Regions from separate parts of the Homo sapiens genome. Here region 1 is linked to region 2. A link is a loop called in an ENCODE intact Hi-C map of the cell type or tissue named here. Cell type or tissue: IMR-90. All regions are shown on one strand. Each heading gives the region's core, and the rest is flanking DNA. Links, peaks and the distances in the headings are about the cores only. Region 1 overlaps GOT1-DT (GOT1 divergent transcript). Region 2 holds the start of LINC01475 (long intergenic non-protein coding RNA 1475).

Region 1 (8,335 bases), core at 248-8,247, 76 kb before region 2:
TAGGAAGCAAACTTGTGAAACCTGCCTCTAGCTGCCTCCACATCTCTCCCCTGGTGTGCCTTGCCATGTCTTCAGTTTGGATATGCTTTCGTTCCCCCTAGGAGTGTCCCCTAGGGGATAACCACGTACAGTCCCTTGACAAATGCTTAGGATTTATCTCCAGAAGTGCTCCCACAGGTGCAAAAGGCACCCACAATTCTCCAAGGAGCAAACCAAACAGTAGTAATGAACATGTTCCTTACAACATGTGTGTCTTCTCCAAAAGAAAGATCAATGAATGCTCTGGTTGTTTCTATTGTTTATTGTTTTATCAAAACAATAAATGCTCATTCTAAATAAAACAAGTGTAGGATATATAACATTTCACAAGTATATAAAGCAAAAATAAGTTATTAAATTCCCCTGTCTCCCCCAACCTATTACCTGTAACCCCATTACCAGAAATATCCATGGCAAACAATTTGGTATATATATATATACACACACATATATATATATATATACATATATACACACACACTCACATATACACATACATATATACAAATACTTTTTAAATTGAAAGGATTCTATTATCTATATTGCTCTGAGACTTGCTTCTTAAACTATATAATGATCAAACTTTTTATATCTGTGTATATAGCTTTACCAACTTAATTTTTTCCACATACCAGCCCACGGTATGAAGGCACCATTACTTCTTTAACCAGTCTTTTACTGATGACCATTTGTATTGTTTCTGGGTTTTCTTGGCCTGCTTTGATTCCACAGAGTGTGAGGGGGCCCAGAAGAACATTATTTTGGGCTAAACTCTAAACTAAGCATTTTTTGGAATTTGACATTTTTTGTACTTACCTTTTCTCCCTCTTTGAGCTTGTTGGATGTTTCTCTCCTGCTGGTCCCTCCTAATCTTGCTGTTGCCTGATTTAAGGTATGTTTGTTGTTTTAAAGATTTCCTTATAGAGTCTAGGACTCTTTGGGGGATGTAAGTTCAGCAAATAAACAAACTATTGTCCTAACTTTACATTCTTATTTTAGAGGATTTCAGGAGCACAGGAAGAAGTTCTTCTGTTAACTGGGAATCGGCTTAAAAACCTAAAGTCATGTTTGAACTGTGCTTTTCATTTCCCTCTAAAGAGCATCCTAGCTAGAGCTTGACTAAATATATTTAAATTGAAGGCATATCTTATAACCTCAAAGAGCTAACAGTCTCCTACAGTCTGTTGGGGAAGCAAAATTGGCATTAGGGAAACAATTAGAGCACAGTTAAGTGCTAAATTATGTGGTACAAGCCCCTGGGCAACAGTTTGGGGATGATGACGGCTCAGAGGAGTTCTCTGCCTCCCAGGGGAAAGTGGAACTTGAGCTGGGTTAGGAAGCAGGAAGTCACATTCTGAAAAGTCTAGGCAGAAGGTGGAAGGTTTTTCAAGTACCAGGTAACTTCTCATACCTTCTCGTTTTCTGACATTTTAAAGTTTTTGTTTTGGGCCTGCCTACCTTCATGAGAATGGAAGCTTGATGAGGTCAAGGACTCTGTCTTTATTGTTCACCACTGAATCCCCAGTTCCTGGAACAGTGCCTGGCACATAGTGGATGTTCCATGGATATATGAATGAACAAATGACCATGGTGTGTGTGAGGAACTGTTCTGTCTGGAAAGAGGTGTCTCTGTCTCTGGGAGTAGAGGACTCTCCAACAGACTAGCAGAGGAGCAGCCAACTGAGCCTCAAAACACAGGAGCAAGTGGGATAAACAGGATAAACAGGATGTGGGAGCCACTCACAATTGCCAAGGTGGACCTTGTATAGATTGCAATAGGGGACTTGAACCTGAAATCAAAACAAAAGACAAAACTGCTCTGCACAGCCTACAGGACTCCATGTACTTGGTCAACCAACAGCTAAAGTTGGAAGAAAAAAGAAAAAAAAAGATTTGTTCAGTCCTATCCTACCTTTCCCTTGTTAAGAACATAGGGAACTATTAATGTGATCACAATACTTTTATTAATACCTACTATGATTGCATTCACTATTTAAGCAGATAGATTAATTGCTGTCTCATACTGAGCCAATTGTAGAACAAAAACTGGTCTGTTTTTTCAACTGTTGTTTTGTAGGTCTATATTTTGTTTTCCATCCTATATTTGTGCAATTGATTTTTGGGCCTAAATGCAGTGCTTTGCATTTTTTCCTGGTGCATTCTTATTGATTTGAGACCATCTTTCAGCTTATGAAATTCATTTAAAATCTTGATCCTATCATCAGTCACAGCAGTTATCCTCTTAGCTTGGTGCATCCATACATGCGATCTGCAAATACCCCAAGGATGTGGATGCCTAGATCTAATTTGGAGAATCCTAAGGGGCAAGGAGTGTTTGCCGGCTGACTCACCCTCAGTCATGGGCAAAACCGAAATGATGTGTGGCTGCTAGGACGGGGATATGTGGGAAACTTCAGGCTGGAGTTGGGAAAGGAATAACTGTTGGAATTCCAGGTTGAGGCAGATCCAAGTCACAATCTCTGGTTTAAGCAACCCAGAAAGATTTCTTCTAGGAAGCTGCTTTTATAAGTAAAAGGGGAAAAATAGCTTGATAATTTTTGAGGACAGGCAGCGACGGGGAAAGGGCACGTTGTTCAGTTTAGAAGCTAAACTAGGGGATAGGAAGAGGATGACTGGCCAGCTTAGACTGTTAGAACTTGGGTTTCCTCACTGGCAGGCAGATATTAGATTTGCTTAGAATCAAGACTGCTGTGAAGATCTTTCCTCTCTTGCTCTCGGGAATAAATCCTACTTTGGTGTTTTAAGCTGTTTCTCTTCTGTTAGCCACTCCCCAGATTTTCACTCAAATCCTGCATCAGTGTCCTTTGTACCTTTCCTCTCACTCTGTCTCTGTTGTAAAATCAATTATAATTTGCTTACATCTCCAGTTATGGGGGTACATTTTCCATCTGCTCCAAAATGCACACCCCTGGACTGCACCATTCCCCGCTCCTCCTGCCTCCCCCGCCCGAGCCGCCTCCCCAGCAACTTTATCTTCCTAAGCAGCTCAGGAACACAGATGTTTTCACCCTGTTGCTCCAGTACAAGGGTATTTTCCCAGTGTCTCTCTGTGTGTATGCTCCAGGCACCATCTCTCTGGGGAGGGAGAGAGTAAATGTTTTCATTCCAAACCCTCAGGGTCAGGTCTTGTTTGTCTAAACTGTGTTTGTTGCCGTAATTATCAGATTAGCTGATCTCTGACAGCAAGTTGGGGGTTGGAGATGGGGGAGACTATTAACCCTCTGTAGGATGGTGGCTGTGCTTTCTCATGGGAATACCTTTGGGAAGAGCTGTCATTTATCTTCTAACCTGGAAGATTTGTCTAGAATTCTTTTCACCAACCCTAACAGACCTTCATAATAGTCTGTTCTAAGTAAATCCAACCATCTAGCAGCCTCCACTGCTGGGATCCAACAGGCATTTAGCAGAGATGGAGGGTTGAAAGGGCATCTCTCCAGGGATCTGCTGGGAAGAGAAAGAAATGGAGCTTAAAGAGGATCTGGATAAATAACTCTACAAACGGTGTCGGTGTCTCTTAGACTGAATAAGGAAGCCAGGAGTAAGCACTGAACATCTTCAGCTAGTCCACCCATCCCCTCCCCCTTGGCATAAGTGCAGCGAGGCTACCAGGCCCCACTTAGCATTGTTTGGGGATTTTCTGTTGTTTCCGAGATTGTTAAGATAATTTTTCACCGCTGCTGTTTTAACAAAACTAAATGTGTAGACATTTGTGAGTCTTTGTCATCAGACTCATCAGGCTGGTGCTTTCAAAATGTTCACATCTGCCCTTTCCTTCTGCCCACAGCACCCTTGAACTTCTATATGGTCTCCAAAGACATGATAAATACAGAGATTGCTCTCTCCTCTCAACTGCAACAGTAATGATTCCTTTGCATTTTAATTAAGTCTTTTACACATGAATAAGTCTTTATCCTCAAATGGACTAAAGACTCCTCGAGGACAAGAACTATCCTTCAGTCCCATACATTGGTTACCTGGCAAAGGACCCTAAATGCAGGTATTTAATAAATATCTTTTGTTGACAGCATTTTTCCAAACTTCTTTTTTCTATTTCTCATCTCTGTTCCTTTCTGGGTTTGTATTTGGTTTTTAGTTACTTATGATGTTTACAGATCCTTTATTTCTGGAACGGTCCTCCAATTCATACTCAACTCAATTCCTCCTCTTCTCTTCAAACACACACACACATACACACACACACACACACACACAGAGAGAGAGAGAGAGAGAGAAACCTTTACAGAATATCTGTATACCTAGTACTGTACAAATATATTCTATGTGCAAAATCTTATTTGAAGCTCACCATGGCTTGTGAGATAAGTACTATTACATGTAAGCAGGCAGAGACTCAGAGAGTTAAGTAACATAAACAAGCTCCCACAATTGTAAGTCCCAGGTGTGTGTGACTCTAAAACCCATACAAATCCCATCTTGTTAGTTACTAAAGTGGAGAAAAGTTCAGATAATTAGAGAAAACATGTTTTGCCCAAAACCTAACTAAAAATCAACCAATCTATCTTCAGTATTTTTCCCCAACAAATATAGCTATAATAATTTCTTTGTAAAATTAAAAGAAGCTCAAACCCAATGAATACATTCTGGACAATATCTTATACAACAAAATTGTTTTGATATTGTCTTAGCATATGTTTTAAAGTGAATTTGACTCATTCATCCATGTCCATGCTGTTTATAAAGCTGTCACTTCTTGCAGGCAAACATGATTTTTAGAATATTCTATGTAATCCACATACTGATTCATCAAACTGTTATTGAAAAACTGCTATTGACTTAGAATATCCCCATGTTCTGAGAACACTAAAGTCTTTCATCTTTATTGATGTTGCCAGGCCTGGTTCCAAATGTGGAGAGGGCACAGGCAGAGATTCTTGGGAGGAAATGTTGAGAAGCAGAATTGGTCAGTGAGTTTCCATATGGTGCTTCTGGTCAGCCCCAGAAGCAGGTATCAGATGGATTTCCATGGAAGCAAACAGCCAGGGAGCCAGCTCTTCTCTCCCTCTAAGGATGTGTTCTGTTCATTATGCAGCCAGCTAAGATGCCATCCTTGTCCCTGTTCTACTCAGGGTTTCCCTCTCTCTGGCATCTCCCTCCACTGCTCTTAGATCCCTCACCACAAGCCACATAGGAGGAAGATCCAACAGATCTTGAATAGGTCAACCAAACTGTGTTTGTCAGTTCTGATAAGAGAGTCAATTGTAGAGAAATTCGAATGACTATTTTGCCCCCAATCCAGAAACCCCTGTCCTAACTTGAATAAAAATTCACTTGGCTACATAAGGAAGGTTTTTAAAGAGCCTGGGAAATGGAAAGAGCGATGATACAAGTGCCTAAAGGGAAATTCAAAGAAGGGCTTATTTTTAAAGAAAAAAATTCAGAAAAATAGAAAGGTGATTTTGCCATCTTGTGGAAGAGTATTGCACACATGTTGAGCAAAATGAGACTGGTTCTTATGATAAAATAATTTCAGGTTCTTAAAATACCTTACTTGATCCTGGTTACGAATAGTCAGCTTGTTCTTGTTAAGATGTTTGAAGTGCTCAGGGTATTTTCTGGCCCAGATGCCAGGAGATCTGACTGCCCCTAATAGCTGTGTGGCCTTCAGTGAGGCATATATCCTGACACTTATCTGGAAAGTTGGTATTGGACTAGACGACATCAGATTATTTCTTTTGTTGGTGTGGCATCATATTCTGGGCCCCTGGAGGGAAGCAAATAAGGAAAGTTGTTTAGAAAAATGACATTTTCTTGATTTAATTTTGCAAAATGCTTAGAATGGTGCCTAGCACATAACAGTGTTAGAATTGTTAGTGTCTATAGAAGTGGAAGCTATTATAGAAGTGTTAGCTATTATCATTGACATGCTATGGATGATGAGCATGGATCCATGCACTAGAGACACATTTTTACCTCCATATCTAAATTTAAGAAAAATAATGCAATATTAATTGAGTATTCTGATAACTTTAAAGCCCTTTGTCTCTCTCTCTCTTTTCTTTTTTTTTTTTTTTTTTTTTTTTACATGGAGTCTTTCTTTATTACACAGGCTGGACTCAAACTCCTGGGCTCAAGTGATCCTCCCACCCTATGCTCAGCCTCCAAGTAGCTGGTACTATAGGTGTGCACCACTGCACCCAGCAAAAACCTTAATAGAAAGGAAATGAGCCATGACTACTGAAAATTAAGACTAGCTATTATCCACAAGAGGTGCTCGCTGCCTCTTTGCAGAAGTGATTCTCAGCCAGAGACCTCAGTATTTGGAGAAGAGACCTCTTATCTATTCCCCAGGGGTCTCAGACCATTCAAATCAAAGGAAAACAATTGATAACCTTGTAATTAATGGAAGGAGGGTCTGCTAAGCAAACAACCACATAGAGATGTTTTCTCTGAAAATTCAGCTTTATTATTTGGCCATGGGATGAATTGGGCTGCCTTGGGAAGCAGGAGTTTCCCTTCCCTGGATTCAGGGATTCAGACATCAGATGGCTAGATGGACTGCATGACTTTGAAGAACCTTTCCCACAAAGTCTCTGATTCTAAAGCAAAGCCTACCCAGAAATACAAAGGTCACAATGCCTGTGGACAATAGAGCGGCAGAGACTGGGCTTCAGCTAGGACACCTAGTTCTCTGAGAGCATAATATCAGCCTGGAACATCTTGCACCTTGAATGGTGGAGCTGTGTCTTCTAAGACTTTCGTAAAAAGGTGATTCATGGAACGCATCACTGAGCAATGCCCTAGTTTATTCTCTCTTTTCAATTCTAAGACCTAAGAATGGAAAGCACTAAGGGAATGTCAGAGCCACACAATAAGGGAAGGGCCAGAATCCTGGTTTCCAGTCCAGGGCTGAACCTCCAGCTTTCCCTCTCTATAAACAGATGGAGTTGTCATGGGCTGAAGATACTTTCTAACTACTTTCTGCCCATAGCAACAGTCCAATGAAAACCTTCACTGAATAGAAACTCATATGCAATATTAGAGCAAGATGAACAGAGAATAAGACAAAAGAAAATAAATAAAGAAGACAATGGCAAAGGGGCAGAATATAAAGAATTGAAGAGGCAGAGTAGAGAAAACAAGAAAATGAAGGGAGTTTTTTTAAAAAAAAATTCTACTCTAAATGTATGAGATGTAGAGAGCCTTAACATTTAAAAACTGCAAAGAAAGAAAGATGGTAACATGCATTACATACTAAGAAAGCCACACAAAAGAGAGTAAGGTTAAAAAAAGTTATAAATCTCTATAATTTAACTAAGATTATCTGATGAGAACATACACAAGAAATGCTAGCTGCCTCTTTTCAAAAGTAATTCTCAGCCAGAGGCCTCAGTATTTGAAGAAGAGATGTCCTGTCTATTCCCCAGGGATCCCAGGCCACCCAAATTAAAGGAGAACAGTTGATAACCTCATAATTAGAAGCAAGGCTTCTGTTGTGCCACCGTAGGGCCTTTACACTGCCTTTTCTCGGAGGACTCCCTTCCTTCCTCCCTTCACTACTCTCCATTTCCTGCTTGTCGTTACTCTAATTACTTTTACTGTTACTGTGTGGTGGTTGGTCTGGAGGACCTTCAAAATCCCTTCCAACCCTCTGAGTCCACAATTCTCTACTTCTGCTTTCAGAAGTACTCCCTACTGTCGCCTTTACTGGGATCTGAGGTCCAGGGAATAGTGTAGCGGTATGTGATGGGCACAGGGATGACTCACGTGATAGCTTGTGCACATTGCCATGGCTCAGCTATCTCTTTGCTGGTGGAAATAATCTGGAAGAATTGGTTCCAGGTCCACGGAGAGGTTGCTCGGTATCAGACAGTAGTCGCCATTGGAAGCAGAGGCCATGTTTCAAAGTAGCTGAGAGTTATTTTATTAACGACAATAAGGGTGATGAACTAAGTAATTTGATGAGTACTTAAAGACAAAACCATAGAACCTGCCCTTGAGGAACGCACAAACCAAATGTGGCAACTCTAGGTCCTACGCATTCATAATAATCATCACTGCCTGGTACTGAGCACCTTCTAGGTGCTGGGTACTGCTAAGCGTGTAACCTTTGCCAAGTTATTTAATCCTCATGACATCCAAATGAAGCAAGTACTGTTGTCATCCCCACTTTACAAATGAGGTAGTGGAAGCCCAAAGATTACATACTTTACTGCTATCAGGCAGCTTGTGACAGATTGGGATTCAAATACTATATGCTTGGAGGCACATTACTAGGCTGCCTTCACAAGTCCCCTTTTTGCATCAGCCATAATCC
Region 2 (8,335 bases), core at 307-8,306:
CCTCTGAAATGGTTATATTAATAGGGCCAAAGACAAGAGCTGTTGCAAGAAGCAGAAGCAGTAACAATGGCGGACACTTAGCAAGAGTTTACAGCAGCCTGGAGATGTTCTGGGATCTTCATACCCAATGAGACAGCGGACTCTCCCAGCCCAGTAGAAGTCTCTTGACCATGGTCTGCCAGTTTATGTGGGGGCTGGGTGGGGAGGGGAGGCTCTTCACCTCTGAGCCCATTGGTGCTTGTAGAAAAGCCATGAACAGTAGCTAGTTCTGTCCGTATGGTCATTGGTGGTGGGATTGCTAATGTTATTGTTGTCAGCTGTATTATTTCTATTGTTACAGCCACTCACTACCAACCCTAAAAGGTAGCCGCCAGTAACTCCTTTATGGAAAGGAAACAGGCTCAGAGAGGGTAAGTGACTTGCCTAAAGTCACACAGCAGTTGTGGGGCCAAGCGGAGAGATAAGAAACCAGGCAAATCCAATGGCCAGATGCTGTCACCCACCGCAGAGGTAAAAGGAGAGAGGGCACAGTTTGGTGCAGGGCAAGGCCTGGGTGAGAGAGGGACACCCACCGCCAGGGCAGGTCCCCAGCAGCTGATTTATTTGCATTCCAGCGGGGAGGCTAATTGGCCAGATCTTTATCTCAACACGATAACAATGACATGAGACTTCAGGGATTTGTTTACAGCAGCTAAAAATGATGCATTTGTGGGAGTGGGAAGCTGGGTTGGAGTGCGGGTTTTGTTTGCGGCTGCTTTAGCTTCAGAGGGTCGGGAGTGGCTACTGGGGGAGTGGGGAGGCTGAGAGGAGGCTGCTGGTCATTCTGAGAGTATTTCCTAAAACTAATGATTAAGAATTAGTGTCCTTGTTTGAAGACCCCCAAAAACACAAAATTTGATGGACAATTAAATAATGCTTTTCTAAGTGGGAAAACAGAGGGCCTGGGAACCCAACTCTCCGCCGATCTCTGCTCAGCTAGAGGAGAGGTTCGGCACCTCTGTGCCTAACAACCGCCCCTCACCACGCACACCCCCAGCCGCCACCGCAAGAACCGTTTCTCCTCTCATAGGTGTGGAACGCTCTGTAAGTGCTTTTCTTAATCTTTAAGGCAGGCCTATAAAGTCCACACCATTATTATCTTCTTTTGTAAGTGAGAAAACAGCCATTTAACAAGGTTGAAAGACTGGCTCAAAGTCACAAGACTACAAAAACAGCAGGACTCCACACCTAGATCTGGTGGACTACAGGGCCAGTGCTCCAGCCCAAGACAGAGGCATGACTTATGATTATAACTTAGAGAAAGCAACATCTCCCTGGGCCCCATCCCAAACTCAACCTCCTCATCTATGGACTCTCCTTGCAGAGGAGGGTGTCACCGGGGCAACCTTTGCACATGAATGCTCAGGAGGTCTGTCTACAGCCATTCACATGCATGCTTACTGACTTACCAGTTGTGGGAGGTATAAGATATTCACATCTGCCTGTGTACATGCTCACTTATGTGGGGGCACAATACATACATATATATACATACAGGCCACCCTTCTACTATACTAATGTGGAGGGCATGACACATGGAGTTTTTAAAAGTCTAAATTTCAGAATATTTCAATGTAGTTTTATTACTTTCAACAACACACACAGTCATTACAATTCTGGTAATAAAATCTATTCCCTCTTCTCTGACTACAGCTTAGACAGGCCCTTATGGAACTACTTTGTACAAGACTAATTGTAATGATCCCATAAATTGCCTTATAGAAATAGTGCATCTGATAGTCATGGAACTTAATTTTCATCTTGGATCATATAAACATTTCTCTCCAAATCTCATGTCACTACCAGTAATTCACATTATTGTGGGGCGGGGTGGGTGGGGAAGGAGGGAGGGAATTTAGAATGAGTGTTGGCCAGCCTTGTGTTAATGACCACATGATCTGAAAGAGCAGAGCCCTAATGTGGAGTCTACATTTATGGGGAGTCCTGAGTGCCTTCTTCCCCATGCCCATCCACATGTGCACTCACTAATGTGTTTACACAGGAAAGCACTTTCCTCTTCATTCAAGGAGAAAGACATGTCTGTAGAAACATTTATATCATGTCTCTATCCACCTACTGGAAACCTATATTTCTCAGGAGATGAAACTGCCACCAATCTCAAAAGTATGGCTGCAGCTGGAAGGTAAAAGGTAGAGGGTGGCTGGCTGGCTGCCTGCCATGCATCTGGGGAGCCCAGCTCCCAGGGGAGAATGCATGAGACTTAGTCCCCTCTCAGGAGGCCAGTGACTCAGTGGCCCCCACTGGCCCCAGTTAGGGAAAAGGTAGGAGATTATTGGTGGACCCAGAGCAGCTAGAGTGCTCTGTCCTTGGCTGGTGTGAGAAGCCAGGGACCCCACTCTTTTCTCTTAGATTTGGCCCCTGCATTTTAAGGCAATCTCTGAAACACCTTCCAGTTGGGGTGATCTCAAGACAATACAACCCCCAGTCTAAAGTGGGACTGTTGGGAAAGAAAGGAAAGTCAGTTTGCTCTCACCTGTGTGTGGTGCAGTGGGGGTGGGTGTTCCTGGTCTGGGAGCCCCCATCTGCTCTCAGGGATGCCTGGGGCCCAGGCCTCATGGTCACCTCCAGCTCTGTTCTGGTTCTCTTCAGACTGCCACAATAGAAGGAAATGGAGAAGGATCTGCCTGGAGTGGGGATTTCCATGGGGAGGGCAGCCAAGCCTGCCACCTGGAGCCCCACAGACCAGCTAGGGCCCACTGCTGAGGCCATGGGGGAGTGGGGGCTTGGGAGGTGGGAGAGGTCTTACCAGTTGGAACAGGGCACAGAGTAGCTTCCCTTTCACAAGCCCAGGGATGCATGGGCATTTTCCTGAGCAGCCCTGAGGGTCAGAAGCAGAGGGGTGGGATAGGGGAAGGAATGTGAGGCTCAGGAGTGGAGTCTTGCTCAGTTAGTCTCACCCCACCTCGGCGAAGCCCTCCTGTGCTGCCCTGATTCCCTTCACATCAAACATCTGCAGGGGCCACAATCAAAAAGCCTGAGAGCATCAGAGTGGAGGGGGTAAGAAGGGAGAGAAAAGAGGGGAATGAAACAAGATGAGGGGAAGAGTGAGAAAATGGGCAGGAGGGAAACAGGTGGGGAGGAGTGGAAACAGTAAGAAAGGAAGCTGAGGAGATGGGGGAGGAGGTGAGGAAGAAAGGAAGTGGGGGAAGGGCAGAAGGGAAAAGGGGTGGCAGAGTAAAATGGGCTCCGTCAGAGAGGAAGGGGCTACGAGGGGAAAAAGGCTAGCAGTGAGGGAGAGGAGGAGGACTGCAGGCGGAAGAGCGCGCGCGTTTTAGGATCCCCGACTCAGAAGCTCTGCCTGGCCTCAGGATGTGGCGAGCCTCAAGAGGTAAGAAGGTCCTCGCCTCTGGCTGGCAGGAGTGCGGAGAGGTGGAGGGGAGTTCGAGAACGTAGAGGCAGGTTCAAGGACAAAGGCCCACCTTGTGCGGGCCAACCAAGTCTCCCTAGTCCTCTTCGCTAGGGCCCCAGGCCCTTGGCGGGCGGATGGAGAGAGATGCCCCAGGAAAAAGCCCAGCACTGCTAGGCCCTACGTGCACGGGCTTGGAGACGGGGCGCCAGTACCAGGCAGGGCACAATGAGGCTTGGGGCCCTTACAGTCGCTGCAACCTGGAGGTACCGAACCGGGGACTCCGACCTGACATGCAGGCGAGGCTGCGAGGTCCAGAGCCTGGACCTGGTTCCTAGGGAGCGCCACTCCTTCTGACCCCTGTGGCGTGCGTCCTGGCGCGCCGCACCCGCCTGGTGCCTCGGCCCTCTCTGCTGTTCCCTGGCTGATTCTGAGCAAGGCCAGCAGCCCACGGCCCCACCCGACCCCCACATCTCCGCAGGGTCAGGCGAGCCGAGCAGGAACTGCGCCGGGGCAGTGGTGATGGCTGGGCGTCCCTGCAGCTTCAGGGGCCAAGGGCAATCGGGGGGCTAGGCCCGCAGACCTGGCCGTCCGCTGACGCAGCGAAGGTCTAGCGGAACCTTGGGGATCGCTCTCCCAGTGCCGACCGAAGGCCCGGACCTCCAGGCTGGACGCGGCGAAGGCCGCATAAGACGTTACTTAAACATGTTACTTAAACAAGACTGCAGTAAACGTTTCTTTCCAAGTGAGAAAGGTCTTTTTCGTTCTCAGACGGTTTGAAGGTGTTTGTGCCAACGTGACCCCCGGGGAGATTTGGAGGAAGCTTTCTACGTCCTAGGAGGCTGAGATCCCACGGAGCCGGTTTACGGTTGAGAGCAGACAGTTTCGAGTAGATAGCGCTGGAAGAGACACGAAGAATCTCTCTTGCTTCTTGGAACGCGATAACCACATTTCTTTCTCTGTTACCCCACTACTAAAAATCAGCAATCCGCACAGAGCAGGCAGCCGCTTTGGTTCGAATGAATTAATTTGCCCAAGACAGCAGCCGCTCTTCTGAAGTCAGATTACATTTTTAAAAGTTTATACACATTGAAATTTCGCTACAGAAAGTTAAAAGCACGCTAGCAACAACAAAAAAAGTTAAGGAATGCATTCAGAATTCCAATTTAATCCTCAAGTTAAAACTGCTCACTGCACGCCCAAATAGCACACGCAAACAGTACAAATAAATGTCTGTATACAGGAGTCCTTTATTTAGGTGTTTTTCGTTTGAAAAAATATTGAATTGATTTTCATTCAACAAAGATACAGTCTTTTCGACATGTTTTATTAACAGAACTGGTTTTGGTAAAGAAAGGGTAATTTACCTTTTTATCTTTAAAATTTTTGGAGGGGCAGATCCACAAAGATAGCTGTGAAGTCCTCTCCCTGAGAAATCGAAAGTCACATTCTCAGCAAGGACCTGTAATTTACAAGGAACTATACAAATTACTGTATTCGGACTAATTTTCTCCCAGGAAAGAGAAATAGTGGTTAATTTAGAAAACTCAATTCCAAATAAAATCTAGGAAAATTTGGCATTCCTGCAAACACATGCAAAACAAACTAGTGCTTAAAACAGCATTTCAAAATCTCTTTTATGAAATTCCTTCGACAAGAAAAAAACCTCCCAAGAAATTAGAACAGTTTAATGCCTTCTAGGACTCACTAACCTAGTTGACATTAAAAGCACAAAATGTATTCACCCGTCTCGCAATTAAAATGCTATTGCTTCTGAATTGCTTTAAAAAAAATGGATAGCTTTCTAACATTCCTTAACAAAAAACCAAAGCAAAGCACACTTGCGCATACACACAAACACACACACCCACCACCACCACCGCCACCATCACTACCACCAACAAATTAACAAAAACCCATTTAGTGAGTCTCTCTCTCATAAGTTGACATTGAAAATGAAACTTCTAGGAGAGCAATTAAAAAAATGAAAAGATTCACCTGAAATGTTTTGGCTATCTGAGTTCATCACAGGATGATTTTTTCAGGCTTTAATAGAAAAATCTCTTCTGATTGTAGTGTTACATTGTTACATTTTGATTAGAAAGCCACGATAACTTTCAACTTGTTTGCAGCCTTGGTTACATAATTAAATGACAATTTGAAAAGTTGAGAGACAACGGGATAAGCAGTGGCATTTACAACTAAAATTATCCATTATCTGCCTATATTTATATGTGCATTAAGCAATCTTTGTGTAGACAATAACAGCTATGAGAACACTTAACAGTTTTCAAAAAATTGTCACATTTTTCATTTGATAATGCATTTATTGTAATGGCTAGCATGTGGTTTTCCTTAAAAAAAAAAAAAGGTACAGACGTTTAGGCATCTATACAGCACTTCCCCTTCAAGGACTTTGCCACCATTTACTGATGATCTTTAATCATAGGGTGGGGGAGAGAGCTTGTATAAATGTATGAGGTGATGAAAGGGTAGGAAGGCAGATACACTCGATTAAAATAAAATCAAACGCTTCCATGGATGCAGCCATACTTACTTTATCTGACAGTAATTAGCTAAACTGTCTGGAACGAAAACCTATTATTAGTAGAGCACAGCTCGAGGATTTCAAAGATCTACTTTTCAGACAAGAGAATGCAAATGCCCCAGAAGGCGATGGTAACTGGATAGGCGTTGGAACCAGATCCCACTCTGATAAGAGACTCCTGCGGAGCGACTGCTGCTGTACAACTACGGCTCTCGAGTTCTCCTCCTTTCAGGCCCGCGGCCGTCGAGGGTACAGGCTGCGCGCGCGGGAAAAGGAGGCCACCTAGATGAGATTGGCCTGGCGGGGATCCCTGCGGGGAAGCACGCCACTGGGGAACCAGACCAAGGGAGTCTGAACAATACTGAGGGGGTAGCTGGAGACAACCCAAACTCCTGCTCTGGGCATAAAACTCAGATCAACCTTAGGGATGCGGTAGCGGATAGAGGTTTTCCGCAGGCTGGAACAGCACTACACTGGGCTGGGTATGAGGAAAGGAAGCGGCGATAAGGTCTAGGCGCCGCCCGCTAGGCCCCTTCGCCTGGAAGTCCTCACAGGCCCTGGTGGCCTACTGAGGAGCAACCTGCCCAGGGTCCTCAAGAGACAACCGCTTAGGCCTGGCGCAAGGTACCTGGCCCGGGAGCGGCTGGGGCGGCGGAATTTGGGGTAGAGGGGCACCCGTGGGCCGGCTGGTGGGGAGGAGACAGCCCCCTGCATGAGCTCACAGAGGCGCCCTGGTGGGCTCCGGCGGCTGCAGAGCGTCTGTGGGCGTGTATTGGCGATCAGGCGCTGGAGGGGCGCTTTGTCCTGGTCGCAGTTTTAAGACCTGGATTGTTGGGCTAGATTTATGAAAGGCCTAGGAGCGAAGCGAGATGGGAAGCAAGGGAATGTAACAAGGAGAAATGCAGGCTTCGGTTGGAAACTGGGGAGAGAGAGATTGTTTCGATAGCCTTTCTCCTTTTCTTTTTCCAGAATCATGAAATCACCGAGGAGAAGAAAACTGGGGACTAGAAGAGAGCAGAAACATTTCCCCTGAGACAGTTTTGCCCCGGAGGTGGGGTGGGGAAGTGGCGCTGGAGCTCAGCTTCCTGCTTTTATGCTCGGCGGCCACCGTGATGCACACACACTCGAGGTCCGCCACCCCGCAGTGCCGTGCACCCCTCTGCCCCCACCTCGGAATTTTTGTGCCCGAGCGCTCGGGATCCACGGCAAAACCAGGCACATTCCTCCCTCTGCAGACTCACCGCCTGGTTTGTAGACACTGGTCTCCGCCTGGGGCGTCAATAGTTTCAGGATTTAAAGCAGAAAGACACCGGGCGCCCCTGTGGCTGAGGAATGGCGGTTCCAGCACAAGACCCTGCCCACAGAGGGTCTCTCCCTACTGCCTGCGGGCCGCCGCTACCCTAAGTACTCCGGGGCGCACGTGGCCCGCGCGGCATCCCAGCTCCCCGGGCGGACCCAGGGGCTGCCTCTCCACAACAGTTCCGCTCCCTTCTGCAGAGCCCCGCCTCTCCCACCTCCCGACAGGCTGTTCTTTCTCCCTTCAACCTTGGGCACCCACTCCTGTCGCCGTTGCGGGACCCGCGTGGCAGCCCTCCACCCTCGTACCCACTCCCAGCCGGTGTCTTATGCCGCTCGGAGGCAATGTCCACCGTCCCTGCACCTTTCACCTGCCCCTTCCAGGTGAGACGGGTCTCTTTCAGCTCCGCCATCCTGACCGCCAAAAAATGCTTGGATTGGCTGGGGCCGGATGAGGACAGCCACGGTTGAGCTGGAACCGTTCCCTATTTTTTTAAGGCCAGCGCTGCACACGGGTCTTTCTGTGGCCCTCAAAGCAGCGCCCGCTGCTCCTCACTGGGCTAGGCCTGGTAGCGAGCAAATGCCTATTGTGGGAGAAGATGGTCCCAGAGTTTCCAGCTCAGAGTTTCCAGAATCTGTGGGGGACTGTATAGACTCCCCCAGAAAACAACCAGGGCCTCATGAAGGTGCCAGAAGGCGTGTAGGTAGAGAAATTTTAAAAGCCTGTCGGAGAGGCAAGGCCTACATTCAGGCTCCTGATTTCAATAGGTGGAAAAGAAGGCTGCCAAGGCTGGGTCACCTCCCTTGTGAGGACAGATCCTGCTCTCAGTATGTGCCACACTCCAGCCACGCACCACCAATGCAGTCAACAAACACTGCTTGACCTCCCATACAGAAAAGCAGTCGTTGACACGTACTGAGCGCTTAACACGCGTGAGGCCGTGCACTAAGATTCTGGCATGTTTTGCCTCATTCAACCCTAGCAACAACCAAAAAAGGTATTACTGCCTTCGTTTTATAGACGAGAAAACAGACTTAGAAACGCCGAAGATCACACACTGACTAGGCCAAGCAAGAGCTGTCGA

What was found. Peaks named below come from ENCODE experiments on the same cell type or tissue, not always from the same donor. Only the 100,000 strongest peaks of a DNase experiment are listed, where the experiment ranks them.
Region 1: a loop joins it to region 2, with 2.2 times the contacts of the local background. A loop is called at or near these places in 2 of 110 quality-filtered maps.

The regions. Positions count from the first base shown.
Region 1 is chr10:99,447,941-99,456,275 of GRCh38, forward strand. GOT1-DT (GOT1 divergent transcript) reads left to right here. Exons shown (of 5, transcript NR_183993.1): 4 at 3,845-4,057. Among named protein-coding and RNA genes, the nearest start is that of GOT1-DT, 21 kb to the left of the region's middle. In IMR-90, for the core only: no CTCF peak of the experiment used is centred there; no DNase peak of the experiment used is centred there; H3K27ac peaks cover 857 bases; H3K27me3 peaks cover 2,748 bases.
Region 2 is chr10:99,523,817-99,532,151 of GRCh38, forward strand. It overlaps LINC01475 (long intergenic non-protein coding RNA 1475), which reads right to left and starts at 7,361. Exons shown (of 5, transcript NR_120618.1): 1 at 7,196-7,361; 2 at 4,774-4,868; 3 at 3,990-4,305; 4 at 2,807-2,878; 5 at 2,534-2,650. In IMR-90, for the core only: no CTCF peak of the experiment used is centred there; no DNase peak of the experiment used is centred there; H3K27me3 peaks cover 7,181 bases.